Linked DNA regions of Homo sapiens: region 1 is linked to region 2. A link is a loop called in an ENCODE intact Hi-C map of the cell type or tissue named here. Cell type or tissue: endothelial cell of umbilical vein. All regions are shown on one strand. Each heading gives the region's core, and the rest is flanking DNA. Links, peaks and the distances in the headings are about the cores only.

Region 1 (8,328 bases), core at 2,772-6,771, 310 kb before region 2:
ATATTATCAAATGAAGAGTAATAAAATAAAAGGTATGATTTTGTAGCCAAGAATATTTAAAAAGAGGACTCTGAAACAATTATTGCAATAAAAAATTTTTAAAAAGCACAACTTTCAATATTTTTCTCTCCCACATTTTTGTTTGCTCATGTGCAAATAAAACAAATGAAGCAAAATTTCTGTCTGTAGATGACATGGTTTGTGTTTGTCTTTTTCTAATGTAGTATTTCTTGTACTTGTGCAAAATGTAATTATTATTACCAAAGGATTAAATATAAATTATAGTTAGAAAAACGGGTAACAAATAGACATAAAAAGTAACATCTTCACAGGAACTCAACAAATAAAAATACATTAACCTCTTAAAAGCAACATTCACTTACAAAATTCTATCATGTAACTTAGCTAGTTTCTGCAGAACTCTTTAGCAGCCATCAATTTGATACAGAAGAAAAGGATAAACACCAATTAGGTAAACAGTTAAGGCTGGTCCTCAGAGAAGCACCCTGCCTGAAAAATCACAGCTACAGGCAAAAATAGAGCAGGCTGGGGAAAACTTGGGCTGCACCTGCACAGATAAGCAGGCAAAGCAGGCATGGTCCAACACAGAAGCCTTTTGTTCTTTGTGTAATTGGCAGGCACCCAGGAAAAGTTTCCTCCCCTTCTCAGACATGTATACGATGGGAACTTGCACAGGGAGGAGAGGGGCTTACCTAAAACAAACCCACATTTATACAAACAAAAGAAGTGCACATTGTGCCTGCCTAGAGACATACCCAGAACTACATACGCAAGGGGGAATTATGCAGACAGCTTTATGGATAAGAGAAGTTACTCAAACAGCTATAGAGATGAGAGGAGTTTCTCATAAAAGCTTTTGGATTCAACTGTAAAAACAGCAACCCACTTGGGTTCCCCTCTCCACTGAGGAGAGCTTTTTTCTTTCACTTATTAAACTTTCACTCCAACCTCACTCTCTTTGTGTCCTCAATTGTCTCAGTCATGAGACAACAAGATCAGATACTACCTTAGATGAGACCAGTGACGTTCCACTGTTTCAAATTAACATAGTAATCTGAAATACTCATTTGAATACAATTTTAGTTTTTTTAATCACTATGAAGTTAATCTCTGCATAATTATTTCAGTGTAAAGCAGTGTCACATACATCCACATCATGTATCTTTTGACCTTTAGGTTGTGGACTCAAACCTTGAAATTTATTTGTTTACCCCAAACCTGATAGTTCTCCTAAAGTCAAAGCTTTGCTTTCAATACATATGCAGCACTTTCAAGGTAAACCATGTCACCTTGGAAATTGTTATAAGATTTTTTAACTGCATTCAACTTTGCGCAGTTTAGATCAGAGTGTTCCAGCTTAATTTCTGAATCTCATATGATTATTAAGATAATAGAGAAGCAGGGAGTGGGGATTGTGAATCCAGGTTGCAGAATTTCAAGTTTTTGTTTAGTTGCTTCCCTATGACTAATGAAATCAGCATAAAGTAGTGTTCATTTTGGGGTAACTCTGACCTATGAAGTGGAGGAATTTAGAAATATTTAAAAATCACTTCTAATTTTGTATCAAATAGCAGGTTGATAGAGCTAAAAGATGTAGTAGCAGTGAGATAACTGAGTCGTTTGTATCATTTAGGCAGAACCATTCTATAACCGAAGGCTTTCTTTATTCTAAAAGCTGATAATTATAATTTATTCTTGAAGCATACACTTAACACTTTTGTTTGAGTACATAAAACAGCAGACAGTGTTTGAGTGTTATATCAATCATTTTTACCTACATTTTTCCTCTCTCATGATAAAGAGACTTTTAGAAATAAAATTCAGATGAACCAAGTAACAATCACAGAGTCAGTGAACAAAAACCCCAATTAAAATGGAGAACTTAGAAATTACTCAATGAATTCAATTCCTTAAAGTATATCATTTTTTTCACAAAACAAGTAACAAGCCTGCCCTCCTTTTCCCTAACCTATAATTTCCCTACTCCCATCTTTGCCCCAAATAATCTTATTGCCTGATTCATTTTTCTTATATAATAATAATGATAATAATAATAATGTGTCACCATTTACCTAGCTCTTAAAATGTAAAACTTTCTGTGCAAAAGAACTTGGCATATTCTGTCTCTTCTAATTCTTTGAATAAATGCAGAGTTAGGTAGTATTTTACATTAGGAAAATAGATTCAGAGACTAGACATATCTAAATTAAAGGCACACAGGTACTAAATAACAGAGCCAGGATTCTATTTAGGTTAGTCTGTTTACTCCATCTTTGATGGTGTTAACCACCAATCTATAAGGCATCCTTGAAGGATCAGGACTCAGGAGGCCTAAAAAGTTAGATAGAAATCTCTAACTTAAAACTTTACAACCTAAAATAATGCATGATTTTCCCTTTCAGCATTTATGTACATTAATATGGATGTGTTTTATTGTAGCCCCAACTGTATGCATGGCATTGATGATCTTACCAAGTATTTTTAACTGCTAAAATAATTTTCCATTGTATAATAAAATTACATTAGACTAAAATCTTTTGAATTTTTAGGTTGGCACAAAAGTAATTGAGGTTTATGCCATTGAAAGTCAATGTATGCCAACCTAATATTATTTAGTTTTGGAATAGAATGCATTTTCTCTCTTTCAGTCTTCTTTCTTCATTCTTAATAACATTTCTAGAATATATCCTAAAGTTTATACTGAGAAAAAACTCAGGTATTTAATACATGGTCAAGATGCAAATACATAGAAATGTGTGTGTGTGTGTTTGTATGCAAATGTATATATACATATATGTATATTGCATGCATGTAATAGCATATACAATTATGAATATATATACTGCAAATATATGTATATCTTTTTTATTTAAGGAAATATTCTGAAGTCAAAAGAGCATTAAATATTATAAAACTAAGTGAAGATTAGAGAACTAATATTCTTTAACACAATTCTAGGCATTAAAACGGGTAGTGGCAAATGAATTCTGAAAAGCAGAATCTTAAATGAAACTGAAAAAGATGCTATGTTACTGCCATGAATTTAACATGAACGTAACTTGTCTCTACCTGCAGGTGTTAAGTGTGACATTTCTTTGTTTTTACAGTGAAGTAGAATAAGTATCACAACTCTTAAATGTATACAATAAAGGAAATTTTGGTTGCAAAAGAAGCATGTAGTTGTGTATTTGACTTTTACAATATCATGGTACTTTAACCCTGATTATCAACCTGAATATTCTCCTTCAAAAAAGAAAAGAGAAAAAGAAAAATAAAGATCTTAGTAACTCAGAGTAAATTATTGAAAAGTGATCTGTTTTATCTCTGCCTGCCTTGAAGAAATATTGTGCTTTAAAAGGTTTTCATGTAAACAGGACACATTGACTCTTTTCTTTCTCCCTCCTTCCTTCTTTTTTGTTGTCTGTCTCCTTTTTCTCCCTTTCCTTTCCCTCTCCTTCCTTCCTTCCTTCCTTCCTTCCTTCCTTCCTTCCTTCCTTCCTTCCTTCCTTCCTTCCAACTAACTTGTTCATTTTGAGTCAACGCTGTCCCCACTAACTGCCATGGTTTTTGCAACAGAATATTGTGGAGTGAATAAGCACACATACTGTCTAATTTCCCATTCCTCGTACACAGCACTAATCCCAGAGCTCTGCAACCATACTTTAGTCAGAAGTTGTATTGATAAAATATTATTTTCAATTATTACATAAACATAGAATTCTTGTACTGTAGAAAAGTTTTGATTTTGTTTTGTTTTGTTTTTTAGATGGGTGGGGCTGTAGGTGCAGTGGCTCATGGCTGTGGTCCCGGCACTTTGGGAGGCCAAGGCAGGAGGATCATTTGAGCCCAGGAGTCCAAGACCAGCCTGGGCAACATAGGGAGATCCCATCTCTACAAGTTTTTTTTTTTTTTTTTTTTTTTTAATTAGCCAGGTATGGTGACATGTGCCTGTAGTCCAGGCTACTTGGGAGGCTGAGGTGGGAGTATCCCTTGGACCAGGGAGTTTGAAGTTGCAGTGAGTCATGGTTGCACCACTGCACCGTAGCCTGAGCAGCAGAGCTAGACCCTATTTCAAAAATAAATAAATAAATAAAGAAAAGAAAAGAAAAGAAAAAGGAAAAAAAAAGAAAGGAAGGTAAAAGAAACTCGAGGAGAGACAGCTGCTGATTCCTTTTTGGATATTTGTGCATTAAGTTATGAAAATGAGTCCTAGACACACTTTAGTGCCGGGGAGCTGTGACATCCTCCTAAAGACCACTGTTCGTTATGGCCAAGAACCAAATAAGGTCTAGTGGATGGTATAACATGTATTATTTGTAATACCTTCATTATTGAGGGGGTTTCCTCAGGAGGATTATCTGTCCAGAAACATCAGAAAGCTTTGCTAAGAGGATGGCAATGCAGGAGGTAACTGCACTTGCTCTTCAGTCTGAAACCGCAGAGTAATTTCTGTCCGTCATAGAAACATTATAACAATGGGGCACTCCCTTTTAAAGAAAATGCCAGGGCTCCAGTAAGACGGGGCTTGCTGAAAAGAATTAAGGTGCAATGGAGGGAGATGTTGCAGGGCTTGCAGAACTTTGTGCTATGACTCATTTGCAACCTTTTGCAAAACTTAATGTGGCAAAAGTACTGGGTTATTATGATGTACCATGTGGTATCCCAATTTGTCATCTTCACTTGACATAGCTTTTATTGAGGGGTACAAGAAGAAACCCCACATTGGCTGAGGAAAATTTTTCTACTTACATCCCACACGGAGATTTAAAAATACATTCCTAGAATATGGCATTTACAGGAACATGTTTCACTTTAGTACTTCTGAAAGAAGACAGCTTTTTTTACCCTTCGAGTGGAAGAATCTATGATTCTAACACGTCACCACTAGAGGGCCAGTGGAACACACCTTATTTGGTAAATGGTGATGGGTCTGGGCGATGCAGTCTCCAAACATTTGAGTTTACTTTGCATCGTTTATCTTTTTGCAGTATTGACTGTTTTATTATTTAAAATGATATTCTAAATTTCTTTTTTCTTGTCACTTTACTGTTTTTAATTTTAGAAAACATCATGTCCATTATTTCAAGCACTGAGTCGGGAGCAAATTAGAATATTTTATTCTGCAGAGAAAAAATTATTGCATGGAAGACTATTCCTTCCCAAGCCCCATTATTTTCCAATATAATCACTTGTTTTAGTTTATAATGTAGTTGTTATAATGACATGCGATGTGGGAAGCTGAAAAAGGAAAATATAAAAACCTGCACAATGTAACAATGATTGGAGAAAGGCATCTCATTTCTTTCATTGCAAAAAATGGAATACTTTCCATGAGATAGCTCATAAATGAGAACATCATGGTAATGTAGTGGTTTTGGAATGTACAGAAGTTAAACTTTATAAAGACAAATATCAATATATCTCAAGCAAAACGTCTGCCCAAAGCAATCAGTAGCAAATGTCTTCATATATTTATTACTAGACTATTTCTAATTTCAGATAATAATAGTCTGTTATGTAAAGCATAAGACAATAGAATTTCTGCTTTCAGAGACTAATTTTTATGAATGATAATATATAGAGATGACAGAAATAATAGGCTATGAAGTTTTCAATGTTAACTTTGTTCAAAATCCTTTTTTATAATGTTAGAGAACATCATATTTCTTGAGTGCAATAAATGTGTCAGCGATGACCCCAATATAAAAGACTTAGATTACTTTCTGGGTTTTATCAAACCTTACTTGGTTTGATTTTCAACTGGACATTTGGATCAAGTAATTATACAATGATTGGCATATGATGACAATGTGGTGCCCTGACTTGCAAGCATGCTTAAAATGAATGAATGAGTATATATATATATATATATATATGTATATATATATATGTATATATATATATATATATATATAGTCTCTCTCTATCTCTCTATATAATATATACTCCTACTAATAACAGGTTTCCTCTCCTTCTTCCTTTAATACTACTTATTATATATATATAATGAGTATATATATTTATGTCTTTATGGCATGTATACATAGTTTTTCACATATATGTGAGTTTTCATATATAGGTAGTGATTTTAGAAACATTTGTAGTTTTTCTTCTTCTACTAAAAAATTAATTATATATTATCCTATTATTCTTCACCTATTTCTGTTATGGTAACTGCCACATTGCATAAGATTATTTGCCCAAATGTTAGTTGCTCCTACTCATCCATGAACTCTCTGAGGAGCAAGACAATGTATATTATTCATCCCCAAATCATCACATCTATTTATGGTTTGGTCCTTAATAGAAATTCAGTAACTTTAATTAGACTTCTTTTAGTGATGGTAAATTTGGGAACAAATGAAATAGACTTTATTTTACTTTTTTTTCTCTCCAGTCTCCTGAGTGTAGATATTTATTGTTCTTTGTAGATGACTTACAACCTAACCTCAAAAACACTGCTAATTAACACTTCTATGATGTGTGATGTGCACTGGTGTCAGACAGAACAGATTCTAATCATTGCTTCACTACTTAGCAATAGTGATAGTAATAGGAGCTAACATGCTGAACATTTGCTGTATGTCAGGTGCTGTTCAAAATACTTGATGCATTCTTTAACTCAATAAATGCCTTGATAAAATTTGGCAAAATGCCCATTTTAAAAAATTCTTTCAACTTGGAGTATCTGTATGTCTTTGTCTAGAGTTAATGACATACCAAATATAAAGCAACTGCCACTATTAGCTTTCCTGCTAATAACAGGTTTCCTCCCCTCTTTCCTTTAATAAAACTTTTTTGTTCATTGATGATCATAATTGCAATGTTCACTGCTTCTACCACTGACTCAACACTTGCATTGAGGCAGTAACTCACTAGGTATTTTATGTAAGTATCTTGTCTCATTTTTAAAATAACAACATGTAATTGCTAGCATCTTCTTTCCTTAATATGCTAGGAAAATGAGACAGAAAAAGGGTAATGTATAACTTGACTATTGACCCTATAAAAGAGCAATGTGTAAGTTGCCTATTGACCCTATAACCATTTGGGGATTTAAGCACAGTCACAGTCTGATATGGACGACTATTGTTTGTTTAACCTCTATTGATACTGTTACCTAAATCCACAAAAACAGAGTTCATCATCGATCTGTTGTGCTTCAATAAATGACTTCTGGACCAGCTTTATATACTGGTACCTTTTTGTTTACACTATATTGACTCATTATTTTGTCACTCTGTTCTGTGGAAACCTACCTGAATTTTTTTTTCTCATGTTCTTCTTTTGAAATTTTAATTTTAATTGACAAATAATAATTCCATATACTTGTGGGGTACAACGTGATATTTTGGTATATATTTACAATGTGAATAATTAAATCAGGCTAATTCACAAACTTTTTATTTCAAATGACATTATTCAATTTAGCATTCACTTAGGTTATTAGTTAGAAGAATGTAGACTGATTAGGTGTTCTTCCTCTGCCTCTCTCTTCATCTGTCATGCATAGTCGATCGTATTCTCTCTGCCTCATAAGGTTGTAAGAATAAAATGAAAACAAAAACAGGTGAGAAGTTAAGGAAATAACTTCAATTAATTATCACCACTTATATTTGATTTTAAAGAAGAGATTTAGAATATCTTTAAATCTTTGTTCACAGAAACGTTACACAACATGATAACATGTCAGGTCACAATATTTTCAATGTAGAACTGCTGCCTCAATATAACCAAAAAATCAATCTCATTAATGGTTTAAGAATTAAAATAGATTTTATATCATTATGCTCGTTAATGAAGAGACTTACTTGAGACTGAAGGCTGAATTGAGACTTACATTGACTTTGTTTGATCTACAAGCAATTATTTGAAAAATACGCTGCTCTTTTTCATTACCTTTATAAACAAGCAAGTAGCCCTTGTAAGCTATTGCACGAAATACAATTTGAATTAGAATATCCACATATATCTAGTTCACAAAAATTTAATTTTGTACGTACATATTATATTATACACATTTTTATGTTTATAATAATTTATGAGGGTTCGAATATTGGTATTTAATGTATGGTGTGAAATAATTTGTAGTGAACTTGAACTTGCTGTTTACTAATATTGATTATCTTGGAATGTTACAAGATTATTTTCTAAAATGTAATTTGCATAATCATAAGCAAAATCCCACTTAGTTATGGACCATATGCAGCCAGAAGAAAAGTAAAAGGTGTAAAGATTCAGGATTAAGAGTGAGGAATTGGGCCGGGCGTGGTGGTTCGCACCTGTAATCCCAGCACTTTGGGAGTC
Region 2 (8,328 bases), core at 1,778-5,777:
AGTGAAATCAGAAAAATCAATAACTGGCTGTAAACTACATATGTAACAAAAATCTAAGGAGAGATGTTGAATAAAAAGCCTTAAAAAAAAAGAGAGAATGATCTATTATCATTGGAGTATATCAGAGAAGGAAAGCAAAATTAACATGTATTTAGTTTTTCCTTTTTACTTTTCCTTTTAAAGGAAAGCATTTTCCAATGCTTTTCCTTTTAAAGTCTATTTTACACATTAAGAAACTTAGTTTCAGAAAGCAGGAAGAGTCTTCCAAGATTTAATCACATAGGTAAAAACTTAGAAATCAAAACCTGTGTCATTTGATTCTTGGTCTTTTGTTTCTATCATTTGCTGCTCTGAAGAATGGAATGAGGAATTTGTAAGGTGAACAGGTCGAGGAGGCAAAGAACAATTAGGGCAGAGTGAAGAGCATGTGAAAACAATAAAGCATTGAACATGGCTAAAATGTAGGATATAGAATTTGTGGGAGAGTAAAGGAGGGTGAAAGATGTGTAAATTACGATAGGTTTTTAAACCATTCCAAGTATCGCCTCATGCTGAATTCCAGGTAAAATAAAAGAAAGTATTAAGCAGCTATATGCATAAGGAAAATAACTCCAGCATCATTTAAGAGAAACAGATGCATCAGGAAGAAGCGTGAGACAGAGGCCAGATAATCTGCTCTTGTTTTGAGTCTAAGTAGCCAATGCGACATATGGCAACACTGACTTGGATGATACTTGATTCATGTAATAATGTATCTCCCAGCATAGGCCAGAAAAACTGGTTTTGTAAGACATTTTGTTAGATATTTTGTTACTTATCTGATCAAGTAAGAATAAATCTTCAGAAATAGACTTATAATGAGAAATCTGAAGATAAGAATTTACTGGGGTGAGCAAGAGGAGAAGGTAATCCCAGGCAAAATACGTTCTCTATACTTCCAATGTTTGTACAATACCATTGCAGTGGTGAACTGAAAATCCCATTGGTTACTGGCCACCCTGTTTGCTTAAATTCTCTTGGCATGTCCTTGAAAATATTTTAGTCATTCTGACTTGAGTTTATCGTATCTTAACAGTGAAAAATGAAAGAAAGAATAAGTAAAATTAAAGCGTTTACAAAAGTTCTGGTAAAGGTACACATGTGCATGTGCACACATGCATAAACCATCCCAGAACAATGAGGCTACAAATATGGATAGTAATTTTCACTTAATACACCTTGTTTCTTTTTTTTTTTTTTGAGGCAGAGTCTCACTCTGTCACCCAGGCTGGAGTGCAGTAGCCCGATCTCGGCTCACTGCAAGCTCCGCCTCCCGGGTTCACGCCATTCTCCTGCCTCAGCTTCCCGAGACTACAGGCGCCTGCCACCACGCCCGGGTAATTTTTTTTTTTTTTTTTTTTTTTTTGTATTTTTAGTAGAGACGGGGTTTCACCATGTTAGCCACGATGGTCTAGATCTCCGATCTCCAGACCTAGTGATCCACCCGCCTTGGCCTCCCAAAGTGCTGGGATTAAAGGCTTGAGCCACTGCTCTTGGCCACCTTGTGTTTTTAATTTCAAATTGCATCGGAGGTTAATCATAAGTTAATGTACTTTTACTATATGTTAATATAATTATGATTTATCTGATATAATTCATTACTATTTATACTTGGATCTTTTGGAAACTGGGGCAATATTATGAATTTGAAAAAAGCAGGTATTTTTTCACATTTCTTATGGTAAAATTTAATTCACTGAAACCAACTGGGCTAAAATCCATTTTCTTTCAATGTAAACCATGAATCGTCTAGCAAAAGAAATTCCAAAATTGGATTGAAAGTTTTTCTAGATAGAATAAAAGTGAGAGAAGTGAAACATAATATTCTTTCCTGCTTTTAAACAGATCTACTTGAATGGACTCATTAACTTTTACACCTGAAAGAGATCAGAGATCATTTGATGAAATCTCCACATTTTACAGATGAGTAGCCATTCTGTTTCTAAAGATCTGTGTTTTATTTTTCCATTATTTTATGGAGTATAGTTTCCATCAAAAGACTGATGAGTGGTATGGAAGAAATTCATATTTATCTTTTACTTTAAAGAAACATGCTTTTATTTCTATAATATTCAAAATATTCTAAAAGATGTATTAAAGTTTTTTATTAAAGCACAGAATGAACCCACACTCCAGCATAACTGCTAAGCACTCTCCATTTTATATTTTCAACTTGCCTTTCAGCCACGCAAGTGGGAGAAGGGAAAATGAAATCAAGAAGGTCATTGTCCAAGTATTCTCACTTGTTTCTTATCAGGGATGAAAATCCACAACTGAAGTTGAAGATAGACTAAGCGGTAAACATGGTCAGTGCCACTTTGTGGAAGAGCAGCAAGAATCATCTTACTCGGGCATTTATTCCATGTAACTCTATTTCAGAACTCTAAACTGACTCCAAATCAAGTTTAATAATGGTCCTTCATTGAAGTCTGAACTTCAAACCATGGACTTCAAGTGCCTCTGTCAATCTATTTCTCAACTTACTAATTGTTCTCATTTCTTATTTGTAACTAATCACTGACAGTGCATAAAATGTGGCTTGAGCATGAAGAAAGAAACATATATAGAGATAATAATTTCCTCAATTTAGTGAAACTTACAGTCTTTTTTCTTTACCAAAAAATGGTCCGTTTGTAATTAATATTAATTACTTGAAACTGTAATGATCCTCATCAACTTCATGAATCAGCTATGTATGTGCCTTAGAAGAAGTCTACTTCATCTCCAACCAAAGTATAAGCCTTATTGGTCAAAAGGCAATCTCATTTTCCTTGTCAGCTCTTGGTTCAAAAAGAACATGCAACCCAGTTTCCACCAATAAGACTTGATGACAAGTTTGCTGGGATGGAGAGCATCTTTAGAAAAATTTTCCTCCTCACTAAGAGTGGAGCACAAAAAGTTATAATGTCTCTTCTTTTTCTAAACATAGTCACATAAGGGACCACTGCAACCACACCTTTACCATCCTGAGGAAGAAAGATGGCAGACCTGAGGACTGGAAAGAAAGCACATTTGACATCAAATTTCTTAAACAACTTAGAAACCAATTTTTCTCTAAATTTCTGTCTCTAAATGTTTTCTCTAAATTATGTGAGATAATACCTTTCTCTGTTAGGCAAGTCTCTAAAGTTTTTCTTTTCCTTGAAGCAGAGATTATCCTAATACAAATGGGGTAAGGATTATTTCAGCTGAAAATACGGAATTGTTTAGTTAGTGTTTTTCCATGTACATTGGCCCTCTCAAAAATTATTTCTTTATATGAAAATACATTTTGTTAATATCGTGTATATACTACATAATTCCAAGGAACATATAATATTTGTCTGTATCCATTTCACTGTACTGAGTCATCTGACTGGGAACCTGGTGTTTGGCAAAAATCCTAACACAAAATATAGGCTATTCAAAGCTTCACTATATTACTGGGAGCGGAAACGGCTGTTTGTAAAGTTCTTTTGTGACAACATTTTTGTGATATATGAAATAAAAACAAATGGATTGAATTTCTCATAAATCAGTGTTTAAAGTAACCAAAATAATGAGAGAAAATTGTTTTTTGCCAAAAAAGATATATTTTAAGTATCACTGAAGTCATTTCCAGCTTCTCTTTTCTAATCCCAATAAATTCACTACTGAAAATTATGAAAGGGTTGTACATAGCTAAAACCAAGGTTACAAATGTGTGTGAAAAATCTTGGCAAGTCACGTTAAAATACAGAATGGCACCATGGCCTGGGTGAAGAGCAATACTTATTCTCCTAATTAAATATAAGCAAACCTCTGATTTCTACCTGACTCACCAATTTGGAATGTAGCTTTTTTGAAATGTTTGTACCAAAAGAAAGACTAATTGTTTTAACTTTTAAATGATAAAGTAACATGCCTTATTTCTCTCCAGACACATTCCACTGGAACAATAGCTAGAGATAATCTGTTACTCTCAGGATATCCTCTCAGTGTAAATTGGGATTTTGCAGTTCATAACCCATAACCAATAGTATAAACAAGATGAAATATAGCCATTTGTAGAGAGAGTTGCCAAAAAGATGTGTTTTCTGTTTTCTTCATTATGATCATTTAAAATTTTTTCATTAAAACTTTCTTGTACTTATTTCTTTTCTTGAAGATATATTTGAAATAATTCATCCGTAGGATTCTTAGGATTTAAACAACAGCAAGAACAAACACAACAACTTTATTTTTTAGTGTCATTAATTCAAATAGGTTAGATTTCACTTACCAAATCATTCAACTTTAATTTTTAAGCACTTAACATAAGACAAGTACTGTATTCAATGCAGAAAGCATGATAGTAAGATAGACACTAAGCCTATGTCTCTGCATTTTTCAGTCTTTAAAAGGGCAGAAAAGTAAACAAACCGTAACACCAAATGTATTTAGAGCTACAATACAGGAAGTGCAAAATCTAGTAAAATCACAGAGCAGGAGCAATGAGCTAGTTTATGAGGTCAAGGAAGATTCCTAGAGGAAATGATATTTAATTCATGTTTTCAAATTTGAGGTTGATCAATTTAGTAAATCAAATAGAGTAGAAAAGAACAGAAACTATGAGGTTGCATTGCACATAAAATGTGTAAGTATTGTTTCAAGAAGTACTTTTTCCAGTTTTTTTTTTTTTTTATCCTCTAGAATATATTTATTAATTGTATTTAATTGCAGGATTTTACATTGATCACAATTAAAATTACTATCTTTTCTGTATGCCCACTGTTCTGTCTGCTCAGTATATTTTTTTTTTTTCTTTCTTGTTATCTCTTTTTTTTTTTTTTTTTTAACTTTTTTTTTTTATTATTATACTTTAAGTTTTAGGGTACATGTGCACATTGTGCAGGTTAGTTACATATGTATACATGTGCCATGCTGGTGCACTGCACCCACTAACGTGTCATCTAGCATTAGGTATATCTCCCAATGCTATCCCTCCCCCCTCCCCCGACCCCACCACAGTCCCCAGAGTGTGATATTCCCCTTCCTGTGTCCATGTGATCTCATTGTTCAATTCCCACCTATGAGTGGGAATATGCGGTGTTTGGTTTTTTGTTCTTGCGATAGTTTACTGAGAATGATGGTTTCCAATTTCATCCATGTCCCTACAAAGGACATGAACTCATCATTTTTTATGGCTGCATAGTATTCCATGGTGTATATGTGCCACATTTTCTTAATCCAGTCTATCATTGTTGGACATTTGGGTTGGTTCCAAGTCTTTGCTATTGTGAATAATGCCGCAATAAACATACGTGTGCATGTGTCTTTATAGCAGCATGATTTATAGTCCTTTGGGTATATACCCAGTAATGGGATGGCTGGGTCAAATGGTATTTCTAGTTCTAGATCCCTGAGGAATCGCCACACTGACTTCCACAATGGTTGAACTAGTTTACAGTCCAACCAACAGTGTAAAAGTGTTCCTATTTCTCCACATCCTCTCCAGCACCTGTTGTTTCCTGACTTTTTAATGATTGCCATTCTAACTGGTGTGAGATGATATTTCATAGTGGTTTTGATTTGCATTTCTCTGATGGCCAGTGATGATGAGCATTTTTTCATGTGTTTTTTGGCTGCATAAATGTCTTCTTTTGAGAAGTGTCTGTTCATGTCCTTCCCCCACTTTTTGATGGGGTTGTTTGTTTTTTTCTTGTAAATTTGTTTGAGTTCATTGTAGATTCTGGATATTAGCCCTTTGTCAGATGAGTAGGTTGCGAAAATTTTCTCCCATGTTGTAGGTTGCCTGTTCACTCTGATGGTAGTTTCTTTTGCTGTGCAGAAGCTCTTTAGTTTAATTAGATCCCATTTGTCAATTTTGGCTTTTGTTGCCATTGCTTTTGGTGTTTTGGACATGAAGTCCTTGCCCACGCCTATGTCCTGAATGGTAATGCCTAGGTTTTCTTCTAGGGTTTTTATGGTTTTAGGTCTAACGTTTAAATCTTTAATCCATCTTGAATTGATTTTTGTATAAGGTGTAAGGAAGGGATCCAGTTTCAGCTTTCTACATATGGCTAGCCAGTTTTCCCAGCACCATTTATTAAATAGGGAATCCTTTCCCCATTGCTTGTTTTTCTCAGGTTTGTCAAAGATCAGATAGTTGTAGATATGCGGCATTATTTCTGAGGGCTCTGTTCTGTTCCATTGATCTATATCTCTGTTTTGGTACCAGTACCATGCTGTTTTGGTTACTGTAGCCTTGTAGTATAGTTTGAAGTCAGGTAGTGTGATGCCTCCAGCTTTGTTCTTTTGGCTTAGGATTGACTTGGCGATGCGGGCTCTTTTTTGGTTCCATATGAACTTTAAAGTAGTTTTTTCCAATTCTGTGAAGAAAGTCATTGGTAGTTTGATGGGGATGGCATTGAATCTGTAAATTACCTTGGGCAGTATGGCCATTTTCATGATATTGATTCTTCCTACCCATGAGCATGGAATGTTCTTCCATTTGTTTGTGTCCTCTTTTATTTCCTTGAGCAGTGGTTTGTAGCTCTCCTTGAAGAGGTCCTTCACATCCCTTGTAAGTTGGATTCCTAGGTATTTTATTCTCTTTGAAGCAATTGTGAATGGGAGTTCACTCATGATTTGGCTCTCTGTTTGTCTGTTGTTGGTGTATAAGAATGCTTGTGATTTTTGTACATTGATTTTGTATCCTGAGACTTTGCTGAAGTTGCTTATCAGCTTAAGGAGATTTTGGGCTGAGACAATGGGGTTTTCTAGATAAACAATCATGTCATCTGCAAACAGGGACAATTTGACTTCCTCTTTTCCTAATTGAATACCCTTTATTTCCTTCTCCTGCCTGATTGCCCTGGCCAGAACTTCCAACACTATGTTGAATAGGAGCAGTGAGAGAGGGCATCCCTGTCTTGTGCCAGTTTTCAAAGGGAATGCTTCCAGTTTTTGCCCATTCAGTATGATATTGGCTGTGGGTTTGTCATAGATAGCTCTTATTATTTTGAAATACGTCCCATCAATACCTAATTTATTGAGAGTTTTTAGCATGAAGGGTTGTTGAATTTTGTCAAAGGCTTTTTCTGCATCTATTGAGATAATCATGTGGTTTTTGTCTTTGGCTCTGTTTATATGCTGGATTACATTTATTGATTTGCGTATATTGAACCAGCCTTGCATCCCAGGGATGAAGCCCACTTGATCATGGTGGATAACCTTTTTGATGTGCTGCTGGATTCGGTTTGCCAGTATTTTATTGAGGATTTTTGCATCAATGTTCATCAAGGATATTGGTCTAAAATTCTCTTTTTTGGTTGTGTCTCTGCCCGGCTTTGGTATCAGAATGATGCTGGCCTCATAAAATGAGTTAGGGAGGATTCCCTCTTTTTCTATTGATTGGAATAGTTTCAGAAGGAATGGTACCAGTTCCTCCTTGTACCTCTGGTAGAATTCGGCTGTGAATCCATCTGGTCCTGGACTCTTTTTGGTTGGTAAACTATTGATTATTGCCACAATTTCAGAGCCTGTTATTGGTCTATTCAGAGATTCAACTTCTTCCTGGTTTAGTCTTGGGAGAGTGTATGTGTCGAGGAATGTATCCATTTCTTCCAGATTTTCTAGTTTATTTGCATAGAGGTGTTTGTAGTATTCTCTGATGGTAGTTTGTATTTCTGTGGGATTGGTGGTGATATCCCCTTTATCATTTTTTATTGTGTCTATTTGATTCTTCTCTCTTTTTTTCTTTATTAGTCTTGCTAGCGGTCTATCAATTTTGTTGATCCTTTCAAAAAACCAGCTCCTGGATTCATTGATTTTTTGAAGGGTTTTTTGTGTCTCTATTTCCTTCAGTTCTGCTCTGATTTTAGTTATTTCTTGCCTTCTGCTAGCTTTTGAATGTGTTTGCTCTTGCTTTTCTAGTTCTTTTAATTGAGATGTTAGGGTGTCAATTTTGGATCTTTCCTGCTTTCTCTTGTAGGCATTTAGTGCTATAAATTTCCCTCTACACACTGCTTTGAATGCGTCCCAGAGATTCTGGTATGTGGTGTCTTTGTTCTCATTGGTTTCAAAGAACATCTTTATTTCTGCCTTCATTTTGTTATGTACCCAGTAGTCATTCAGGAGCAGGTTGTTCAGTTTCCATGTAGTTGAGCAGCTTTGAGTGAGATTCTTAATCCTGAGTTCTAGTTTGATTGCACTGTGGTCTGAGAGATAGTTTGTTATAATTTCTGTTCTTTTACATTTGCTGAGGAGAGTTTTACTTCCAACTATGTGGTCAATTTTGGAATAGGTGTGGTGTGGTGCTGAAAAAAATGTATATTCTGTTGATTTGGG

The links. Peaks named below come from ENCODE experiments on the same cell type or tissue, not always from the same donor. Only the 100,000 strongest peaks of a DNase experiment are listed, where the experiment ranks them.
Region 1: it touches region 2 in a loop (2.1-fold over the local background); 1 of 110 quality-filtered maps calls a loop at or near these places.

What each region holds. Positions count from the first base shown.
Region 1 is chr12:90,850,808-90,859,135 of GRCh38, reverse strand. No RefSeq gene overlaps it. Among named protein-coding and RNA genes, the nearest start is that of LINC00615, 63 kb to the left of the region's middle. In endothelial cell of umbilical vein, for the core only: a CTCF peak has its summit at 4,909; a DNase peak (open chromatin) is centred at 4,895.
Region 2 is chr12:90,539,145-90,547,472 of GRCh38, reverse strand. No RefSeq gene overlaps it. Among named protein-coding and RNA genes, the nearest start is that of LINC02822, 50 kb to the left of the region's middle. In endothelial cell of umbilical vein, for the core only: no CTCF peak of the experiment used is centred there; DNase peaks (open chromatin) are centred at 3,432 and 3,852; H3K27ac peaks cover 1,679 bases.